Regions from separate parts of the Homo sapiens genome. Here region 1 is linked to region 2. The links are chromatin contacts, found by Hi-C in ENCODE. All regions are on one chromosome and are shown on one strand. The core of a region is the stretch at or near the end of the contact, and the rest is flanking DNA. Distances in the headings are between cores, read along the strand shown. Region 1 overlaps LNX1 (ligand of numb-protein X 1). Region 2 overlaps SCFD2 (sec1 family domain containing 2).

Region 1 (3,092 bases), core at 4-2,503, 470 kb after region 2:
ACGGTCATGCCGAGAGATTCACCGGGGTCTTTTTGGATATTTACCACCTTCTCATGACAAGTAATTGTAGGATGGAGGGGCTGAAGGCACAGATGGAAAAACATGGCACATGAATTCACAACTCTGGTAGTTTTTGAATGTAGAAAATGCAAAGTGGGTTTCCATTTTCTAAATGCAAAAATTACCAAAGCTGCATAAATTATGCAAAGTGCATAAATACAATGGTGGTTCTTGAAATCACAGAGAAAGACACCTGGAAAGAACCCTCACCTTATCCACTCCCAACCATAATAGGGTTACATTGTCCCAAATTCTACAGGTTAACTCAGATAAAGTTTACACTTCAAAAGGAAAGAGTAAAAATGGAGGAAGGAACCGATTACAGACCATTAGAAAAATATATTTCTAAAATATTTTCATAGAGAAAAAGTATTGCTTTGTTGCTCAGGCTGGTCTGGAACTCCTGGCTCCAAGTGCCTTGGCCTCCCAAAGTGCTGGGATTACAAGCATGAGCCACTGCTCCTGGCCATGGAGGAATCTTAAGCACACAGAGTGAACTGCACCCAAAATTTCTCAAGTGAGTCATTTATTCCTGATAGTAGTGAGTCAGCATTTCAAAAACACTCTGTCATTTATAAATATCAGAAACTTTTCTATGTTAAAAAAAAGTAACCATATTTTATAGAGTCTTCTTTCACACCTGCTCAGTGCTTACCAGGCAGCCTTGCCTGCGGTGAGCAAGAGATGTTTAGTTGTGCACTGAGGGGCTGGATGCAATGGCTGAAATACCACAAATATGGCATGTGTGCATGTGTCCTGTCTCATGAACCAGTGTCCATGACCATTTCCTTTCTTAACCAGAAAAGCGACCAATGTCAGCAATGGAAAAAGAAAATCATCTGTGAAAGCTTCACACCCAGGGTTACCTGACTTTGGCTGGAGAGGAGGAGAGTTACGTATGAAAGAGATGACTTTTCTATCTATCTTTTTTCGCCATTCTCCTCACCCTACTTTGGACACCTTACAATGTTCCTTGATGTTTAAAAACATAATTTATGGTAAAATAGTTTAAGCTAATTAAAAACACAATGGGTACCTGAATATTTCTCAAACTATAAGATGTATTTCCATTTTAGAATATTTGCTTTGGATATTTAGAATAAAACATTTTAGACAAGTAAAAAAGCATAAAGAATAACAGAATGACCTACCCATGTACCTCAAAACCCTACATCAGAAATAAACATTCCATGTGCACTTAGTCGCTCTATGACTCTTTCTGCTCATAGGCCTTGCCTCCCCACAGAGGTAAACCATGCAAAATTTGATGCCTAGCATTCCTTAACTTTTTTAATTGGCTAAAAGTTTTCTGTCCCACAAATCCTGCTTTGTCTTCTTTGGTATTTCTTTGAATTGTTTAAGCTCTTATTTTTAAAAAGCTACCTGGTTTCCTAAACCAAACAAGATTTTAGTAAGAATATAAAAACTGAAATAATCAAAGAGCCATATATGTCTCAGTTTTTTTAAATATGTTACTTTTTTGTGAGGATATTTCAGAAGTCAGATAGAATATAAGTTAAAACGGAAATAATTACAATTCCGACTAAGTCAGTTTGCACGTTTCCAGGAATTAAGACATATGACAGAGGGTTGCAGCAGAAATGTGACCAGATCCTCCCAGCTCTTTCATGATGAGGAGGTGGAAGGAATTCTAAAACCACAGTGCAGATGGAGGCTACCTTCTCCATAATTTGATGACTTAGAATATGACGTATTCTAGTTAATTCAACTAAAATTAGTTAATTGGATAAAAACTTCAATTAATTAATTAAGCTAATAAACTAGTTTTTCATTAATAAAGATGATCAGTTAAATTTAAACATTAAGCATTTACTAGCAAAAAGACATCACGGAGTCCTTATCCATAAAATGTTTTAGCAGGATATATCTGGTCTGTCTAGACTCCTTATTGTAGAGAAACAGGTAATTTATGGATTTATGAGGCTTGGCTGGCTGGAGAACCTGGAGGGGTGTATAACCTTGTAGGCTATGTAATTAACATAGTATAAAGCAGAGATGTTCCAAAATAAAAAATTTGAATATTGTTTCTCTATATATTACTCAAAAACTCAATTTGTAAGCTATTCCAACCAACATATAGATTGACGTAGAAAGAAAAGGGCATTCCCTACTTTCTGTTGCAAGAAGAATGAGCTACCTTTAAGAATTTTTTTTAGTTACAAGTGATGCCATGAAACCAGAACTCAGGAGAGATGACTGAAAGAAGCTCATCAGCATCACAACAGGATGCCAAGCCAAAGCTATAGGACTCTTAATTTGGACTAAACAAGGTTTGTGTTGCTTAAACACGCATCCAAATGAAGAGGTTAAGGCATTGCCTCTAATAGAAGCCACAGAGAGAAGTACAAATTGGGCTGAGTCACTTCATTTAAAGTGAGGCTGCAAACTGGTGGCCTGAAGAATGAATTCCACCCACAGATCCACAGTGTTTTAGAGTTTTCTGGATTTGAATGCCATATAACATGTGCTCTCTGGTTTGCCCCAATCCCCACCACTCCCTAATGTTACATGAGCTTCAAGTGTTTAAATTATCTTCCTGGGCCCTTCGGCAAACACAAACAAAAACTAAAAGTAGCGGGGAAATCACTCATTTCTAGGCAGACTGAAAAATTCAAAAGCCAGAAACCAGGCAAACTGCTTGCTTCATTTCAAAGTGAATAAAATAAGTCCTCAAACAAGATGACTCTTGGTAAAAACATGCCATTTATTTGGCTTAGGCTAGAAATCAGGTCCCTGTATGAGGTCTGCATGATCAGGTTTCAAAACTTTCCTGCACCTTCTTCTCTCCTGCTTGGATGGGAGACACCTGTTATCTCTCCAAGTCTTAAATATGGGACTTTGGGCTTTTAGTTTTACAAGTCAAAGTGTTTCTTTAAGTAAAAAAGTCCAGAGATGACACTTAGACATGTTAAAACAAGCAGCCTTCCCAAGAAATAGCCCCTTGCAGGAGCAGGCGACCTGCCCTAGAGGCCTCACCTTGGGAGTGTTGCTCCTCTCCCCTGGCCCTGGGG
Region 2 (3,168 bases), core at 516-3,015:
TTATTTTAATGGGCATGAACTGAAACTTAATAGAATGTGACTGGCCTCAAAGTTCAATAGAAGTACTTTCCAATTGTCTATAATCTCACTATCATGCAGAACGATCTGCTTGATTCAGCCAAAACTTAAATGAGTTTCTTCTATGTACTTTTCTCTTTTGATGGTGCAGAAGAGATGTGTGATCCTGACAGAACAATCTAAAGCCTGATGTGGAGATCTGGGTCTTAACAACCCCTCTAAAAGCACTGTGGGGACTCTAATGGCTTTCCTTTGGATGGTCAGCCACACCTCCCAACTACCTTTGACGAACTTGCCATCTTCCATAAATGACTGTAAATTCCTACTACTTGCAAACTATTAGTCCTCTCTCACTATCAGCCCCTTTATTATTTTCGTCCAGTATTGATTGGCTCTAGAAGTAATAAATTTCACAGTGTTGGTAGCGCTTCCTCTGTCATGGATTAACTTCCTTCCAGGGACCTTAATAATCTTAGAGTCCTATCTTCCCAGAAGCATTTTCCAAAGTCCTCATAGGCACTAAATAAACAAAGGATTACATGGTCAAATGAGTTTGGTAAATACTGGTTGAGAACCACAAAGTTAAATAAGTTTTCCTTAAGAACAACCTTTTGAGATCTTTTAATATCAAATGTAAAGGGAGAATCTACTGGAAGAACACATGGTATGCAGAGATTTTCAAACTTACTTGGCTAAAGAATACCTTTTTTTAGCAAGCACCTTGTAGGACAGATGTGCCGCTGAACATATTCTGGAATCTGGATTACAAAAGAAGAAACTGGAGTCAAAGTCTTCACAAATGATTATGGCTTTCCCTTCGTTCTCGTAATTCTGAGACTTAGTGCTGACCTTATATATAACCTCCATTTATAGACACACATAGTCTCAACCTCCATTTCTACAGACTGAAGGATCCTAACCTTCTTGTTTTTTCACTATTATGGCATCTGAGCTCTCCCACTATCACCCCCTGCTTCCCTTTATCATTTTAATTGCATTTCTCAGAACCCTGTCCAATTTGAAGCTATCTTTCTGGAGGAACAAGTTTGGAAGCAGCACACACATTCCAGGTGGGAACATGGATGGCCCTGTAAACACCTTCAGTCTGGTTTCCTGTAGCTTTCCCAAAACCCCTTGCATTTCACTGGCCTGCTGGCCTACCGGAGCTCTGTGCTCACTATACTTTCTCGGGCTGCACTGAGAGCTTGGAGCACATCACCTTCTAAGTCAAGGGCTTGTTTCATTTCCTCTCTGAGATTAGATTAGAGACCATCTTATTCTACCTCATATCCTCCACAGCATCCAGCCTCCCACATGATAACTGAGTCCTCAAAAGTCTTGCATTTGTTTTGCTGAGTTGATATTTTAGAAGTTTCTTCCCGAGTTATTATCTTGCTCTGGCCTCAAAGAAAACATATTCAACACATTTCTATAGCTTTACAAGATCTTGTTTATTCCTGACAGCTTCGCAATTACTCTACATTTACAGGTACTTTCTTCGAATTACTTAAAACTATTTTCTATGAACTGTTTCTTAGGGCTTTGTACTGCTTCTTCAAGATACGACAAAAATTTATATTCAAAACGTGACTTTTACACAATAGTAAATACATTGGCAATGACAAGAACAGTCTAGCAAACAGGTTTGTGCTTTTAGAGGCAGACACGCTAAGTTCTGCTGAATGTCAAGGCTGACTTGGGAATCCAGCTGCTTCTTACACTATAGCAATGAGGACAGAACATTCTTGGCGGAAATCCCTGTCCTTGTGGGCAAGCTGCCTTTAAACTAGACCTCCCAGTACCTGGCACAGTTCTGGGCTCACAGTAGATACTCAATAAACTTTTCTGAAACGAATAAATCATTGAATAAAGGATGAATAAGTGAACAAAGAAACATTTTGGAAGAGAAACATCTTAGGTATGGTATTGGTCACCTCTCTCAAGTGAAAGTTTTCATTCCTTTTGCTTCTTTTCCCATTTTGGGGCCGGGCTGGGGGGCGCGGTCCAGCCTCTCCAACATATGTCTTTACACTCTCAGGACGTTCCTCAGATCCCAAATACATAGCAGCAGGTAGTGTAATCAGTTATGTCCTTAGAATGGTGACAATTTAAAATTTCTGCACCTCTTTTGTTCCAGAAAATTCATGCCTTAAAAGACCAACGGCAAACTCTTCAAAATGCCTTCAGGAAATAAAGGTGACATTTGTTTCTATAGCGTACCTTGAAAAAGCATCCAGTTCAAACACTGTTCCAAAGCACTAGCTATGTCTGATTTCATATTTTACATTTGGACTTTATTTTCCCCCTAAAAAAGGCAGACATCAGAATATTATGTTTGCCAACTCATGAAACAATTGTTACTATTCTGTATTCTTTCTATGAGGATAGTATTATGAGGCTGTGCTCATAATAAAACCTTCATCCTAAATCTCTGTGCACCTTATGAATTTCACTGCATCTTTGCTTTTTTTTCCCCCCCAAAGAAGTCATTCAGGTTCCTTTAATAATACCAGTAAATAGCTCCAGCCTTCCACAGCTGCAGAGGTTTACTGTCCTGAGAGATTTTTCAGTGTTACAATTCATGCTTCCAATCAAAACAGTGACAGAGTTGACAGGATTTAGTGAGAAGAAGGACTTGATTAGGAACCAGGACACTACTGAGCAAATATTAAACAACTACAGGGAATTTCTAATATGCAGTGTTCTCTCTGTTCACAACAAAAACAAGCCAGAAACAATTTCCTGTGCTGCAGCTAAGTGAAATGGAAGTTTGTTTTTAAGGTTCCTTGTAGTGTGTTGTGTACATTTCAGCAAAGCCGATTTCACCTATGAGAGGCACTGGCTCCTTAAATAACTCCATTCTTCTCATTTCAAATAGAAACCAGCTGCACTTCTAAACTGTAACAAGAACACCTATCCAGGAGGTCAAAGCTGGAAGACACCTCACTGTGAAACGCTTCAAGCTTCTTTATCTGGGTTACAAGTTTGGTCTGCAGTGAATTGTCAGTGACAACCTGTGGCCTGGAATTTAATTCCTTGATGCCTTCATAACATTATTATTTCTTCCTCTCTAGAGGATAAACAAGTACATAATATACTATGAATTGGAGGCTGAAACCGACATTGATTGTGGGGAGAGGAAAAGGTTCT

The links. A loop is a pair of places that touch in the nucleus more often than their neighbours do. Pooled maps may share reads with other maps.
Region 1: a loop to region 2 is called in a map of Panc1, with 5 times the contacts of the local background. The contact joins two enhancer-like sites. A Hi-C loop is called at or near these places in 2 of 168 maps with a recorded cell type or tissue (Panc1 and chondrocyte), 2 of 37 single-sample maps with no recorded cell type and 2 of 50 pooled maps.

What each region holds. Positions count from the first base shown.
Region 1 is chr4:53,478,663-53,481,754 of GRCh38, forward strand. It overlaps LNX1 (ligand of numb-protein X 1), which reads right to left. Exons shown (of 11, transcript NM_001126328.3): 7 at 3,058-3,092; 8 at 1-80. Among named protein-coding and RNA genes, the nearest start is that of LNX1-AS1, 20 kb to the right of the region's middle. Within about 2 kb of position 1,254, at least 3 of the 41 ENCODE cell types and tissues checked have a DNase peak (open chromatin) inside an H3K27ac peak, as active enhancers do.
Region 2 is chr4:53,008,771-53,011,938 of GRCh38, forward strand. All of the region lies in intron 5 of SCFD2 (sec1 family domain containing 2), which reads right to left. Among named protein-coding and RNA genes, the nearest start is that of SCFD2-AS1, 83 kb to the left of the region's middle. RefSeq lists an enhancer at 939-1,178. Within about 2 kb of position 1,766, at least 5 of the 41 ENCODE cell types and tissues checked have a DNase peak (open chromatin) inside an H3K27ac peak, as active enhancers do.